Linked DNA regions of Mus musculus: region 1 is linked to region 2. The links are chromatin loops, found by intact Hi-C in ENCODE. Cell type or tissue: left cerebral cortex. All regions are shown on one strand. Each heading gives the region's core, and the rest is flanking DNA. Links, peaks and the distances in the headings are about the cores only. Region 1 holds the start of Aadacl4fm5 (AADACL4 family member 5). Region 2 has its middle 25 kb from the start of Dhrs3.

Evidence for each region. Hi-C counts contacts between places; a loop is a spot of excess contacts. Peaks named below come from ENCODE experiments on the same cell type or tissue, not always from the same donor. Only the 100,000 strongest peaks of a DNase experiment are listed, where the experiment ranks them.
Region 1: a loop joins it to region 2, with 2.7 times the contacts of the local background. A loop is called at or near these places in 4 of 42 quality-filtered maps.

What each region holds. Positions count from the first base shown.
Region 1 is chr4:144,783,065-144,791,410 of GRCm38, reverse strand. It overlaps Aadacl4fm5 (AADACL4 family member 5), which reads left to right and starts at 4,828. Exons shown (of 4, transcript NM_001126316.1): 1 at 4,828-5,051. The coding sequence starts at 4,884. In left cerebral cortex, for the core only: no CTCF peak of the experiment used is centred there; no DNase peak of the experiment used is centred there.
Region 2 is chr4:144,864,138-144,872,483 of GRCm38, reverse strand. It overlaps a transcript of Vps13d not described here. Among named protein-coding and RNA genes, the nearest start is that of Dhrs3, 25 kb to the left of the region's middle. In left cerebral cortex, for the core only: no CTCF peak of the experiment used is centred there; no DNase peak of the experiment used is centred there.

The DNA.
Region 1 (8,346 bases), core at 130-8,129, 81 kb after region 2:
AAATATTCATTACATGTGTCTCTGTTTCATGTATACTAGTATGAACGTGCATGTGACACAACACACATGTGGAAACCAGAAGGCAACTTTCCATAGCTGGTCTTCACCTTTACTCTTGAGGCAGGCTCTGTCTTGTTTCCACCATTTCTGGGTACTTTTGTCAGGCAGCCCACGAAATTCTGGGTAGTCTCTTGTCTCTGCCTTGTACTTCATGGTAGAAGTGTTGGGATTACACATTGCAAACACTTTTGAATTTCAATCTTGAAGACTGATATCTGTTTGACAGGCTGTATGGCAAAGGGTTCTGATTTCTGAGCCATACTGCCATCCCAGATGCTGGCTGTTATTGTTTTACTTAAACAGGTACACTTATTGATGTGTATGTGCATGTGTGTGTGCATATACATGTGAGTGCCTATATGCTTGTGTGTGTGTGTGTGTGTGTATTTGCTTACCACAGTATATGTGTGCAGCTCAGAGGACAACATGTGGTAGTCAGTTCACTTCTACTATGTAGGTCTTGGGGGTCAAACTCAGTTTTTCATGTTTGGTGGCAAGTGCCTTATTTAACTGTTGAACATCTTGTTGGCCATTAATTGACTATTTCAACTAGAAGATTCACTGCAAATCTGTGTCCTGATTTGGAACACTAAACAGTGGGAAATCAGCGAACTAAGGTGTTGGGATGAAAATTGCATTGTTTACCCTAGCTCTTCTGTGGAATCAAGTCCATGGCACACAATCCGACTGAAGTGTCAGGACATTAGGACTGTGTAACCCTGGCCAGACCTATTCCCGGGAGCCACAGTTGTTGGGGATGCTGTGAGAATGTAATCCTAGTATGTGTGGAAATCCTGTTCTCTGGTTCTTCTTGCTGGGTTAGGTAAGATTTCATAGATTGTTTTGTCTTTCTGAAGCAGAATTCTCAGCCTCTCACTGGCTAGATTGTGTGGAGTTCTGAGAGACAGGTTAGGTAACTCTGTCAGACAAACTCTGGGAGGAGAGTGTGGAGGCACAGCTGTTAGTAAAACCAGATCGGCACTCAAAACAGCAGCTCCTAGGGGCTCTGGAGCATCTGGGTCAAAGCTGTTTTGTGGCTGGTGCTGCCAGCACAGCTGCTTACATTCTTACTGGGAGTCTCTGTACAGGCTGTCATCCAGCATCTTCTCATGGTTGAAATTCCATCTACCCTGAGGCATCTAGACAAATTAAGGCTTTTTTGAATGCATGTTGCAGTACTTGGTAGCTTTGGTCAGTCTTCCCTTGGCCATGCCAGAGTTGGGGGTGCTTTTTTGTACCCTACTCTTCTCATCAAGTTTCCTCTCTTCTTTCTCTAGATTTTACTTAGGGCAGTAAAGGCAGCCCAGCTAAAAGAACATATCCCACATACAGGTAACAGCTTATGGGATAGCTCCCACACAAAGTCCAAGCTGTACTTCTGCTACATATGTGTGGGGAGGCCTAGATACTACCCATGTATGTTCTTTTGTTGGTGGTTCAGGCTTTGAGAGTCCCAAGTGCCCAGGCTAGTTGACTCTGTTGTTCTTTTATGGCATAAAATAGAATCTCAGAGTTGTTTTGATTTGTATTTCCCTAATGACTAAGAACTTTGAACATTTTCTTAAGTGCTTTGTGGCTATTTGAGATTCCTGTTGAGAATTTTCTGTTTAGCTTTGTGCCACATCTTTAAATTGAGTTATTTGGGTTGTTGGTGTTTAACTTCTTGAGTGCTTTATAAATTTTGGATATCAGCCCTCTGTCAGATGTAGGGGTTGTTGAAGATCCTTTCCCAATCTGTAAGCTGCTGTTTTGTCCTATTGACAGTTTCCTTTGCCTTACAGAAACTTTGCAGTTTCATGAGGTTTCATTTATTAATTGTTCTTAGAGCCTGAGTCACGGTGTTCTGTTCAGGAAACTGTCTCCTATACTGATGCATGCAAGGCTATTCCCTCTTTCTCTTCTATGAGATTCACTATATCTGGTTTTATGTTGAAGTTCTTGATTCACTTGGATTTGAGTTTTGTGCAAGGTGATAAAAATGGATCTCTCTTCATCCTTCTAAATGTAGACGTCAGTTAAGCCAGCACTGTTTGTTAAAGATGCTTTCTTTTTTCCAATGTGTGGTTTAGATTCTTTATCAAAAATCAAGTGACCATACGAGTGTTGGTTTATTTCTTGGTCTTCTATTAGATTCTACTGTTCAGTGTGTCTGTTTCTATAACAAACCATGTAGTTTTTTTTTCTTTTTAAAGGCATTTTTATTAGATACTTTCTTCATTTACATTTCAAATGCTATCCCCAAAGCACCCTATACCTGCCCCTGCCTACCCTGCTCCCCAACCCACCCACTATGCTTCCTGGCCCTGGCATTCCCCTGTACTGGTGCATATGATCTTCGCAATACCAAGGGCCTCTCCTCCCATCAGTGGCTGACTAGGCCATCCTCTGCTACATATGCAGTCAGAGACACAGTGCTGGGGGGGGGTACTGGTTAGTTCATATTGTTGTTCCTCCTATAGGACTGCAGACCCCTTTAGCTCCTTGGTACCATGTAGTTTTAATCACAATTGCACCATAGTGTAGCTTGAGAGCAGGGATGGTGATTCCTCCTGAAATTCTTTTATTGTTCAGGATTGTTTTGGCTATCCTGTTTTTTTTTCCTTTTCTTTTTCTTTTCTTTCTTTTTTTTTTTTTGATTTTCTATATGAAGTTGAGAATTGCTCTTTCAAGGTCTATAAAATTGTGTAGGAATTTTGGTGGGAATTGCATTAAATCTGTAGATTGCTTTTGGTAAGATGGCTATTTTCACTATGTTAACTGCCTATTTATCAACATGGGAGATCTTTCTATCTTTTGATATCTTCCAAAATTTCTTCCTCCAGATACTTGAAGTTTTTGTCATAACTTATCTTTTACTTGCTTGGTTAGAGTCACATCAAGATAATTTATATTACTCTTGGCTATTGTAAAGGGTATTTCCTTCCTGGTCAGTTTACCATTTGTGTAAAGGAGGGCTTCTGATTTCTTTAATTTTGTAAACCATCTATTTGTGTGTGTGTGTATGTGTATCATATTAATAGCATAAATCTTTCCTAAAATCTAGTCCTTTTGGCCTTCCCTAAAAAAGGTTTATTCATTGTAGTTCACAGACCATGGCAAAACTATCTCAGGAGTCTCACCTGCTAGTTTTCAGCCTCTCCTACATGACTTCTGCCACATATCATTAATAATGTCAGCGACTGGTGCCTGTCCATTGGATGAAGGCCAGTTATTGGTTGGCCATTCCTTCAGTCTCTGCCTGATTTTTGTTCCTGCATTTCTTTTAGACAGGACAAAATTTGAGTCTAAAGTTTTGAGAGTGGGTCATTGTTCCTTCACTGGGGGTCCTGCCTGCTTATAGGAGGTGGCCTCTTCAGGTTTAGTGTCCCCATTGTTAAACATCTTGACTAAGGTTATATGCATTGACTCCTAGAAGCCTCCCCCATCCCAGGTCTCTGTGAGACTTCCTAGAGATTCCCTCCACCTCCCACCTCCAGCAGCTACAGATTTCCATTCATTCTCCTGGCCCTCTGGGTCTCTCATGTTTCTCCCCATACCTGATTCTGCTCTCCCTTTCCCCTTCCGCTTTTCTCTTCCATCCAGTGTCCTCCCTCCTTCTGCCTCCTATGACTATTCTGTTTCCTCTTCTAAGTGAGATTCAAGCATCCTCAATTGGGCCTTCCTTCTTGTTTAGTTTCTTTGGGTCTGTGGGGTGTATCATAAGTATTCTGTTCTTTATGGCTAATATTTACTTATAAGTGAGTACATATCATAAATGTCCTTTTGGGACTGGGTTAACTCACTCAGGATATTTTCTAGTTTCATCCATTTGCCTGCAAAATTCATGATGTTCTTGTTTTTAATAGCTGACTAGTATTCCATTGTGTAAATGAACCACACTTTCTATATCCATTCTTTGGTTGAGGGATATCTGAGTTGTTTCTAGTTTCTAGCTATTATGAATAAAGCTGCTATGAACATAATAGAGCATGTGTCCTTGTGGTATGGTGGTGCATCCTTTGAGTATATACATGGGTTTTCAGGTAGAACTATTTCCAATTTTCTGGGAAACAGCCAGATTGAGTTTGAGAGTAGTTGTATAAGTTTTCAATTCCATCAGCAATATAGGAGTGTTTGTCTTTCTCCACATTCTCACTAGCATGTGCTGTTGCTTGAGTTTTTTTTTTAAGTGTATTAGTTTTTAGATCACAGAGTACATCATTTCGAATTTCAGACTGACTTTTGAAAGTGTCTTTTAAATTTAAATCACTGTGATTCTTGTGTGCCTGCCTCTGTCTCCCAAGTGTTGGGATTAAAGGCATGTGCACCCCAAGTGCTGAATTAAAGGCATGAACTACTGCCTGCTTATGGATTTCTTAGAATAGTTATTTTTTAGTGTTGGGGTAAACTTTCAAGTTTTTAATGCATGATCTATCATTCTTGTTAATATATTCTGAATTTGTTCCCTGGCAAAATTTTATATTCTGGTCTTAATTAAACATGATGCCAATGTGTTTACTATTTCACTGTTTTCAAACATTTTTTTCCATCTTACTTGTATGAGCTTACAATTTGAGTCTTTGCTGATGCTGTGAGAGTGTAATTTTAGTGTTCTATGGAAGTCTTATTCTCAGATTATTCTTAGAGGTTTAAGGGATTTTTTTTTTCTGGACCTGGTTTATCTGTCTCTAATTGGCTGACTAGTGTGAAGTTCTGAGAGACAGGTCAGAGGATTGTGTCAGAGGGTGGAGGCAGCAGTAAAACTGGATCAGGTGCTCTGCTTATAACTTCTGAAGTAAGTTCCCCAGGACAGCAACTCCTTGGGGCTCTGGAGCACCTGGATCATGTCTGTTCTGTGGCTGGTGCTTCTAGCAGGAGTATCCACATTCTTCCTGGGGGTCTTTGTATGGGCCATCATACAACACTTTCTCACTGTTGAAATTCCATCTACCCTGAAGCATCCAGCCAAATTAAGGTTTTTGCATTGCATGCTCCTGTACCTGATAACTCTGGTGAGTCTTTCCTTGAGCCCCATGATGGATTGGAGTTCATTATACTTTATAATTTGACTGTCACTTCCCTGTCTTCTTTTTCTAGATTTTCATAAGATTGAGTTGGAGAAGTCTTTTATATCCTACTTCTCACCTTCTACATCTATTTCCCTTCTCATTTTTTATTTTCTATGCATTTTCTTCTCTCTTCTATACTTCCTCTCCAACTTTTTCTTTTATATCCCAATTTCTGTTTTTTTTTTCCCACCAAGATAGTATCTCAAAATGTAGTCTAGCCTGGCTTTGGTCTTATACTTGACACCTCCTATTCCATCTCCTGTGGGTTGAAATTACAAAGTACATTACTAGACTTGTCTATGACACTCTTTTCTGAAGACCAAGAAAATAGCTTCAGGTCCAGTTGCTGTACATTAAAGCCTGATAGATCTAAAAGCACTTTCATCCATGGCCTCCTCAATCCCCATTTTTACTTTTCCAGATGATTTCCTTCCATCCATGTGACACCTTGAGTACAGAAATTAATTTACTCTGTTTTTTCCTGAGCACAGATAAGGCTATGTTTGATGAAATACATGTTATGGATTAACCCAGTTCTTTAGCTGTGTTGTACTGGACAGTGGTGCCCTGAGACTGCTTTCTGGGATGGAAATTGGGGAAGGTATCAGCGTATGTTCATAGGTACAGCAGATGTGGGAAACATAGTTTGACTTCATATATTGAGTAAGTAATTGGGATGAGACCTGATGTCCCAAATCAGAGTAGAAATTAGGTAACAACCAGAAATTTTCAGTGATTACCTCAGAGGACCTGAGGGGAAGGTGTCAAGGTGATGATTATTCCGGCAGTCTATTTGGTCAGCATTGCTGCTGTGTCCTCACTGGCTCATGAGCCTCTTTGTTAATTTCTTTGTGCCTCAGGATTCTTATCTGAAGTGAAGTAATGATATATGAATCACTAGGTTGGTGAAAGCATTAGGTGACAGTTGATAAGACTTTTTAAGCTTTTAATAAGTTGTAGAAATATATTCCTATCCTGTGAAAAATTTCCACTGTGAACAATGGACCAACATTAGAGAAAGAAGCAAGGTTTAGGGTTGCTGGTCAATTTAAGCTCCTGGCAATACATATGAGGGCCTTGGGCCTCCCAAGGTACAAAAACACATGGATCTTTCCAATCTTATAGTTTCATTTAAACAATAGCCCTTAAGCTAAGCTTGCTACATGTGGTCCCACTTGATGTTGATTTGAGTCTAGGGTTTGCTTTGCAGAGTGTTTTCTGTATGGGAGACCCTGCCTGAACTTTGTAGCCCAGAGGCACCAGGAACCCTGCATATGAGGGTGGTGAACACAAGGATATCCATGTGGTTAATAATCACATGCCCCAAAACAGAGAAAGGAGAATTGCAGAAGAGAAAGAATAGCCTGTAAATATTCTATTTTCCCAAGATGAGCAGCTACGACTTTATGACATCAACAACAACAACCACGGGATATTTATTTATTTTTTGAAAGTTTCATATACAACCTTGTTTTGTTCAAAATTTTAAAATAATCATATATTATTTATTCTATAAGTGGAGTACAAGAGTTTAATGGCATGCATGTAGTTACTCTCATAAGAGACCACTTGCTCAGTGGAAGGGAGACATCTGAGTAATTCTACATTTGCAATAGCATCTTAAATACTCTGTAAATGAGTCCGTGTAGTAAGGTGTGGCTTCCAAAGAAGAAGCATCCATCACTGTGAGGAGGAAGTTCTTTTTTTCAAGAATGTGTTCTCAAAGCTTGAACATTCAAGTTTTTTTGGAGCCTTCTGCAGCTTGTTAGGCCTAGGACCTCAATTCTGTACTTGAGCTTAGAGCCTCCTCCTGCAACAGTTGGCTATTGCCTCTGGAAATCCTTCAAATCTCACAGATTTCAGAAATACAATGTTTTGATTTATTCTTTTACTTATTAAGTCTCATGGGTTTCTTGCTCCCTCTTGCATGGCGTGTTGCCATACAGAAGAGACAGCTTTACAACATTCCATCTTTCTCTCGCTCTCTTTGTTTTCTTACATCCTCCTTAAGTTCTTCATCAAAATTCCCTGAGCCTCACAGTGGGCAATAATTGTGGTCCTTCAAGACTAATTATTGAGCCACTGTCCTATATCAACTGCATCTTATTCTCAGGAGTTTCATTGGTGGTTGTTGGTCTGCTGCAAACATCCATCGCAAAAGGAAGTTCTTGCTGTGGGGCCAGCCCTGGCAGATCTTCTTTCTTGTTCAGCTCTCCTTGAGGCAGCAGAAGAAAGAGAGCATTGGTGGGGGTAAGACTTGGTGTTATGAGATATGGGGGTAAGACTTGGTCTTATGAGATATTTACAATTGGTATACAATGATAAAAATATTTACTTATCTATGTCTAAGTCCCTTTGCTACTGTAGCTGACCTGCCTGAATCCCTTTGAGGCCAACACTGCAGTCTCTGGCATTTAGCACTTCATCATAAAACATCAGGGTATTAAGTAAAGGATTAATTGCTAAAGCCTTACTTTTTGTCTGGACGCCTCTCACTTGTTAGGAGAAGATAATCACACTTGCAGAAGGAAAAAGCAAATATTTACAAACACATAAATTCATATACAGATTCATGCATGCATATTTATACATTTCTATTCAAACAAGTTGTGTCCAGCTTGCATACATTCTCATAATTACATACTTGCACGTGAACACACACACACACACACACACACACACACACACACACACACACACACACACACACACACACGCATTTGGAGTAAAAGACCAAGCACCAATGCCAAAAGAAACTCACTCATTCTAGATGAAAATTGAGCTTCAATCTTTATCACATAGTGAAAGAAAAAGCTTCTACCTTTTTATTGCTAAATGAATTAAACCCATGTCTGTAAAACTAAGCCTGCCTTATTATTAAGAAAATACCCTTTCTGACTCATGGTAAGGAGAAGGCTGCCTGATCCTTGTGCTTTCTCTGCAGCTTCTTGTTTTTTCCTCTTCCCCACTGTATTCTGCATACTGCTCTTTTATTTTTTGGTGTTACTTTATAGTTTCTAAGTTATTCCACTCTACAGTCTCCTTCTAATCTTGCTCTCTCCTCCTGCTCTGATGTCACAATAATGCTATTACTCTTAGTGCCTTTTCTTCCAATGCCATGCCTTTACTTTTAAGTTCTTCTTGAGTTTGGTTCTGTCTAAAAAGTTTTCCTGTGTTCTGACTAAAATGTTATTCTCAGTTCTGTTCTGAAACAGTTCTGTTCAGATCTATCTAAAAA
Region 2 (8,346 bases), core at 120-8,119:
TTAAAAACAATGAATTTATGAAATTCTTAGGCAAATGGATGTATCTGGAGGATATCGTCCTGAGTGAGGTAACCCAATCACAAAAGAACACACATGATATGCACTCACTGATAAGTGGATATTAACCCAGAAACTTAGACTACCCAAGATACAATTTGCAAAACACATGAAACTCAAGAAGAAGGAAGACCAAAGTGTGGATACTTCGTTCCTTCTCAGAATGGGAACAAAATACCTATGGAAGGAGTTACAGAGACAAAGTTCAGAGCTGAGATGGAAGAAAGGGTCATCCAGAGAATGCCCCACCTGGGGATCCATCCCATATACAGCAACCAAACCTAGACACTATTGCATATGCCAGCAAGATTTTGCTGACAGAACTCTGATATAGCTGTCTCTTGTGAGGCTATGCCAGTGCCTGGCAAATACAGAAGTGGATGCTCACAGTCATCTATTGGATGGAACACAGGGCCCCTAAAGAAGGAGCTAGAGAAAGTACCCAAGGAGCTAAAGGGGTTGGCAATCCTTTAGGAGTATCAACAATATGATCTAACCAGTACCACCCAGAACTGTCTCTCTAGTTGCACATGTAGCAGAGGATGGCCTAGTCAGCCATCAATGGGAGGAGAGGTCTTTGGTATTGCAAAAATCATATGCGCCAGTACAGGAGAATGCCAGGGCCAAGGAAGTGGGAGTGGGTTGGGGAGCAGGGCAGGGGAAGGGAATAGGGGACTTTTGGGATAGCATTTGAAATGTAAATGAAGAAAATATCTAATAATTAAATGAAAAATTGAAACAAACAAACAAACAAAAAGCAATGTACTCCTTTAATCGCTGCACTCTGGAGACAGCAAATTTGAGACTAGTCAGCTCTACATGGAGAGTTCTAGGTCAGCTAGACCATGCCAACAAAAAAAAAAAAAAAACAAAACAAAACAAATGAAACAAAACCAAACCACCCCCTCTCAACCCATATATGCCCAAGAACCTGGGCATGCTTCCTCCAGTGTCTACTGGAAATGTTAGTATGGTGCTGCTCTGCCTGCTTCCCGTGACTGCTCTCACAGCCTCTCCAAGTGTGAAGTCTACGCTCAGCTAAACATAGTCTTGGTGAAGCCACTGGACTGGAGGTCTTGGGAGAGATGGAAGTAGGTGTTAAAACTCTCAATCTTTCTGTCCCCTAGTGCCCTGTGTTGGAAGGAAGGATAAAGGACATACGCTCATTAAGATTTGGGAACTCAGAAGGCAAATGGCTCTGCCTTTTCTGTTCCTGCAGGAAAGAGGACACCTGTGCCCCTCCATCCAACTATGAAAAACAAAAAAGCTGGCACCAAGAAATTTGAATTTTCCCAGGAATCTCAATGCTGGGAGAAAGAAAAGGCTGAAGCCTGGTGCCAGCCAAAGAGAGCTTGTCTCTCAGGAAGAGACTTCACATGGTTCTGGTAAGTTGTTAGACCACCTTGCTGGAGAGACAAATTGACATAATGATGGTTCAGCAATGGGCAAGACCACACCTTGATCAGGGCTGCTTAGTTTTGCATAGTTATCCTCTATTTAATTTAACTTTGTTTCAGGACTCCAAAGATGGATTGGCAAATCACTAGACTGCTTTGTTTTTCTTACAGTTGTGAGGTGTGTATAGTAGTGAGTGCACAGAAGAATTTTATCTTTGGAATGGTATGACAATAGTTGTGATCACCACTACCACCACCACCACCACCACCACCATCATTATCATCATTATTATTATTTTCCCAACCTACCAGATTAAGACAATGTAGAACCATAAGCAGCAGGCTCTGTATTTGGTATGTGTTTAGAAACACTTCCTTTTTTTTCCCCCTCTCTTACTTGGTGTTTGCCACCACTCAGGTGGTGGACATTCATACTTAAGAGAAAAAAACTTTTAATGAAAGATTTTATTTTAAATTATGTGTGTGTGTGTGTGTGTGTGTGTGTGTGTGATATGAGTTCAGTACTTGTGGAGGCCAGGAGAGGGTTCTGGATCTCCTGGAGGTGGAGTTACAGGCAGTTGTGAGCTACCCAATATTAGTACTGGGAATCAGACTCAGATGCTTTGCATGAGCAGTAAGTAAGTGCTCTTAACTGCTGAGCCATCTTTTCAGACCCAGGCTGACAATTTTGGAATGACACCATGGCTTGGATGATGCATGTTGGACAATGATGAGTGCGTTCATGGTTCCAAGTGGACTCTTTGGATGCTGCTGTTCACGTTTTTCAGGAATGGGTCTATAAGTGCCTGTGGTGATAGGGTTAGTTCCTGTATACCACAAAAGTGAGGTAAGCAGCCTGCAGAGTTTGTGAGTGTTGTTTGCTTTCATGGGTGCTAAAAGAAAGATGGAGCCAGCTTACATGGTTTTCTAAGGGACAGCCTAAACTACATACCTGGACCACAAAACAGAGGTCTGCAAAGAATAAACTAGAACTTCATCACAGGGTACCCCATAGTAATGGCATTTTGTGAATGTGGGTTAGCTTGCCTGGACTCAAATCCCCTTTCAGGTATGCAAACATTGATGGAGTTACTTAAACCTCTTCTTGACTGTTTTTTTTTCATCAGAAGAATGAGAATAGTCACTATGACCTTCTCATACCTTTGTGTGAAGTTGTGTGAGACAGTGAGTTAAAGGGTAAGTGACAATGTTTGGCATAGAATATACCCTGGCAAAGCATAGAATAAAAATGTCTGTTCTATGTAATTGGCTTTGGAATTGTACTTTTGGAGCAAACAACCTGTTGTATTGGAACAGGACTTGTCCCAACTCAAGCTTGTGCTGGATCCTGGTTTCCCAATGCAGGAGTGTTGGAAGCTGATGACATGGGAGGGGGCAGAGCTGTCATGGATGGACTAATGGGTTTCTCATGTGAGTGAATCCTGCTCTTTCGGGACTGCAGTGATTACCCTGACAGTAGGTATATATAAACTAATGCCCCTCTTCTCCTGTTTCTTCTGCTCATGTCTACTTCTTTTTCTTATTTCCAACATGATTTTAAATGGCACGAGACCTTTGTTTCATGTGGCCACTTGAATTTGGGTTTCTAAACTTTTGAAACATGTGACAAGATAAACCCCATTCTGTAAGTTATCCAGTCTTAGGTGTTATGTCCCAGCAAGGGACAGCAGATTAAGACACTTACTCACATATTCTCATGGCCTAGGACAATTCTTGACATAGACACTCAAATATTTGTTGAAAGAATAAACAAGGGTGGGAGAGACGCCTCAGTGGTTCCAGAAGACCTCAGTATTTAGCTCTGGCTTTCTAGGACATGCACTCAAGTGCACATTACTACACAAAGACACATATGCACACACGTTAATGAAAATAATATACATACATACACATACATACATACACACATACATACACATATACATGCATGCACACAGGCACACACACACACACACACACACACACACACAAGCTAGATCAGGGGGTGCTGCTCAATTTCTTGCCTGTAGGGAGTGGAAGAAGCCCCGAGTAAGTTCAGGTCCTCAGCACCTACATAAAAAGCCAGCTCAGCACCATGGTACTAAAAGCCTGTTATTCCAGTGATGTGTGGAAAATGTAAACATTTTGTCACTGTTGTCGTCGTTGTCATTATCATCGCCATCATCATGATGTAAAACTATTAAAATGGCAAAGAAGCCACTTGGAAGAAATTCAAATTTCTGCAGGGTCAGCAGTTCTTAAAATCACACTATATGCTTAAGTTTTATATCTTCTTAGCACTACTTTAGTGTGTGAATATGAGACTGAGTCCTGTTAATTCAGAGTGAGGCATAGGACCCATCTGCATTAGGGATAACAATGCCTCCTTCATCTCCCAAAATCTCACTGGGTGTATGTAATTGGTTGACTTGACACCCTTCTGCAGAAGTAAAACGTTTGGATTGTGTGGTCACTTTTTTGAAATCCCAGATCCACTTGTCACAGGTGGGAAGTAGAGACAGCTGGATTCCCAGAAGCTCTCAGTGCCAAGCTCCAAACCAATAAAAGGCTCAGTCTCAAGCCAAAAGGGGAAGGCACCTGAGGACCAACACCTCTGACTTCAACACACACCCTATACACAGTTATTCCTCTATCCCACCCTTGTGTGAACATGGACCTCTACATGCCTGTGCGCACACATGAACAACAGATTTGAGAAAGTTCATTACAAAGTGGACAAGTATCTCGTGTGTTGAATACTCAAAGATTTCTTGCCTTGTGCCCATCCCAACCCCCTCATTACCATGATGCCCTTCCCTACACACAGATTTGAGTACGAAATACTTCATTCATGTGCCTTCCCATCTGCTTCACTGTGCTCAATTTACCACTAGCAGCTGGGTCAGCTGGCCACTATTCAATTTGTCACAAAAATGTAAGAGATGGAGCAATAACAGATGGGCCTTTTTTGCCTGCTGAGTGCTGAGATTAAAGGAGCGTGCTACGTACGAGACAGAGGTTGACTTCAAAGTTGAGAGCCTCCTGTGTTAGCCTCTAGTGCTGGAATGACAGACTTGCCCTCCCCTCAGTCAGTTTGAATGAATGAGTTATATACCATTTAGTCTACTTATGATGCCTGACACTACATGTGTGACCATCATGGTATAATATGTATTCTTCATAACAAATAGCTTATGTTGATTGATCCTGTATTTCTGTCAGTTGCTCCAGTGTTTACTGATTTAATAATTGTTCAGAAGTAAGCATGGGTCATAGGTGGACAGCTTAACGGAGTGCCGGGAAGGGAGCACATCTGTGTAGCCAACTCACATTTGAAGAAGTAGAATGTCACCAGCACCTAAAAAGCAAGCCTTACAGTACCTACTTCCCTTCCCAACAAGGATAGGAACTTGCAACCCACTAATTCCTTTGATAGGTGTCTAGTTTCATTTCTGCTGCAGTGATAAATGGGGACTAAAAAACACAGCTCAGGGGAGAAAGGGACTACTTTATCTCACAGTTTCAGGGACATTAAGGCAGAAGCTTCAAACAACTCTTCATATTATATCCATTGTCATGAGCAGAAAGAAATGAATGCATGCATGCTTATTTGCTTGCTTGCCCTCAGTCCAATTTCTCCACTCTCATACAGTTCATGATCTCCTGCATAGGGAATGGTACTGCCCACAGTGGGATGAATATTCTTGCATCAGTGTCAATAAGACAATCCCCCATAGACATGCCCACAGGACAACACAATGCAGGCAGCAACACTTTTTTCCCAGGTGGTTCTAGGTTGTGTCAAGCTGACAATTAAAGATAACTAGCACACTAGGAGTTTCTGCAAGATATATAAAAATATGCCTATAAAATTGCTTGTGAAAAAAGTAATATAAAACAGTTGAAAATTGTTAAGGCCTAGGTAAGTGTTATCTGTCTAGCCTGCCATTTAGTGCTGTTACTAATATCATAAGAAAACTTTCATATGTGCTGTTACTAGAAAAATTTTTTCATGCCCAAGTTGATTGCATACTCTGTTATGCTGTGTGCTTTAGTGCTTTGGAAACCATTCACAATAGAAGTCAGTTAGAACTGCTTTGTAGTTAGGCACATTAAACTTGGACCTGATTCAACCACCAGGCAGCACTTCCTGCACCTATGTATAAGTTTTTATGGTTTTTTGCTTTTATAAGCTGCTCCTGGGATGGACTCCAACATAAGAGAGATAACTTGCACTGATACAAGAAGCTATTTGGAATAAAACTTCCATTTTGAGTGAGGGGGTGGAGTAAAGTTGAAGTTACCAAGGCCTCCCTGGGAAGTGACACCCTGCTTGGCAGTAACAGATATGTACATGGATAACTGATGTCTTGGTTAACAAGTTAAGACATGAATGCATAAGGCAAGGTAATTTCACTGGCACAGTTGAATACCTTAACCAATAGGAGCAGGATAAGTATACGACGAAGACATTTTCCTAAGGAAATCCCCTAGCCCTAAATCCCAGTTGGTGGAATAACTTGGCACATAAGTTTGTGGATTTCAGGGCTTAAAGGATCTGTTGATTCCTGGCTCAAGTTGACAGCTAGTTCCCAGTTCTGGTCTGCAGTCCCAGTCAAGCAGTCTTAGGGTGTGGTGTTCAATAAACCATCCCTGTTTGACTGAAATTGAGTGGTTTGTGCAATGATTCCCAGGCCCCAAAAGAAATATCTGAAATATCTAATGGCAACCTTGTATTATCATGCTTTGGAATTCTATTTATCAAAAGAAAGGAATGCCTAATATATGCGAAATAACAAATAAATCTTGAAGGCATTATTTCACATGACAAGTCTCACAAAAACATATTGTATGCTTCTACTCAGACAAAGTGTGTGGTGAGAATACAAGTGCTTGAAAAACTTTTTTTAAGTGTATGTGTGTGTTTAAAAGACAGGATCTCACTATATAGTCTCAGCTGTTCTGGAACACACTTTGTAGACCAGGCTGGCCTCAAACTCATAGAGATCCACCTGCTTTCGCCTTCTGAATCTTTAGATTATGGGTGTGCAACCCAAATGTTGAATTTTTATTTTTAGTTTCATGTTATTTATATGAGTATTTTAATTGTATGTTCATATTTGCATCATGTGCATTCCTGATGCTCCAGGAGTTCAGAAGAGGTTATAGAATCCCCTGGAACTGAAATTTCAGATGGTTGTGAACTACCATGTGGGTGCTGGAAACTGAATCTGCAAGAATAGTAAGTGCTTTTATTCTTAGAGCCATCTCTCCAGCCCTTGAATTTTTTCAGACAACTTTTCATGTAGTCCAGGTTTTGTACTTCCAAAGAACTGGGATTACAGCTGTGTGCCACTAAACCTAGTTTATGTGATGTTGAGAATTAAACTCAGGGTTCTGTCCATGCTGGCCATTTTACCTACTGAGCTACATTTCTAGTTCTTGAACTAAAACAAATAATTATATAGGAGAAACAAAGATGATTTGTGACTTTAGTTTCCAATTGTAGCAAGAGAATGAAAAATTGAAATATTTTTCCAATGCTATGAAATCATTCATCTATTTTCTGCCTATGAATTTTCTTATTCTGAATATTTCAGATGAATGGAATAATTTATCACATGGTCTCTTTTGACTGAACTTTTTAAGTTAGCATCACGTTATTAAGGTTCATCTATGATGTAGCATGTTCTTCTTACGAGTGGATAATACTTCCTTGTATGACCATTGCATACACTAGCAAGATTTTGCTAAAAAGACCCAGATATAGCTGTCTCTTGTGAGACTATGCCGGGGCCTAGCAAACACAGAAGTGGATGCTCACAGTCAGCTTTTGGATGGATCACAGGGCCCCCAATGGAGGAGTTAGAGAAAGTAACCAAGGAGCTAAAGGGATCTGCAACCCTATAGGTGGAACATCAATATGAACTAACCAGTACCCCCTGGAGCTCGTGTCTCTAGCTGCATATGTATCAGAAGATGGCCTAGTCAGCCATCAGTGGAAAGAGAGGCCCATTGGTCGTGCAAACTTTATATAACCCAGTACAGGGGAACGCCAGGGCCAAGAAGTGGGAGTGGGTGGGTGGGGGAGTGGGTGGGGGAGCGTGTGGGGGACTTTTGGGATAGCATTGGAAATGTAAATGAAATAAATACCCAATAATACTTCCTTGTATGAATACACCACACCTGGTGTTTGTCCATTCAGCAGGTGATGACCATTTGGCTAGGGTGATGGTTAATCCTGAATTTTTAACTCTAGAGAATTTAGAACCTCCATGGAAACACACCTCTGGGTATTTCTGTGAGGATAGCCCCAAGAAGATTTAACTGAGGGGGCAAGACTCACCTCAGTGTGGGCAGCACCATCCCGTAAATTGTGGTTTTGCGAATGTAGCTCTTTCACCTCCATCTCTCTGCTTCTTGACTGTGCCTGCAAAGCTAGCTACCTCCTGCTTCTGCTTCCACATCTCCCTAGCCGTGATTTTACAACATATCCCTTAAACAGAAGTACGGATTTTCTCTTTTATGTTACTTTTGTCTTAGCAATGAGAAAAGTAGCAAATATAGAGAGTTGGTACCAAGAAGTTGAGTTGATGCTGCGATGAATCTGCCTATGTGGTTCATAGGCTTTTGAGGCTGTTTTGTAAGAGGAATGTGGAAGAGTTTGGAACTGTGGATGAGAAAAGCTCTAGATTCATGTAAATGAAACCTAGGAGACCATTCTAGTAGGAGTTTGGAGGTGAGAATGCTAAAAGAAATATTGACTAATGTGAAAGCTAGTTCATGAGAGGTGAACATGGCTCTCCTGGGAACTGGGCTAGAGGCCATTTACATTATATCCTGGCAGAGATCTGGGTTTGGTCTACCAGTCATGAGAAAGAAAAATCACAAA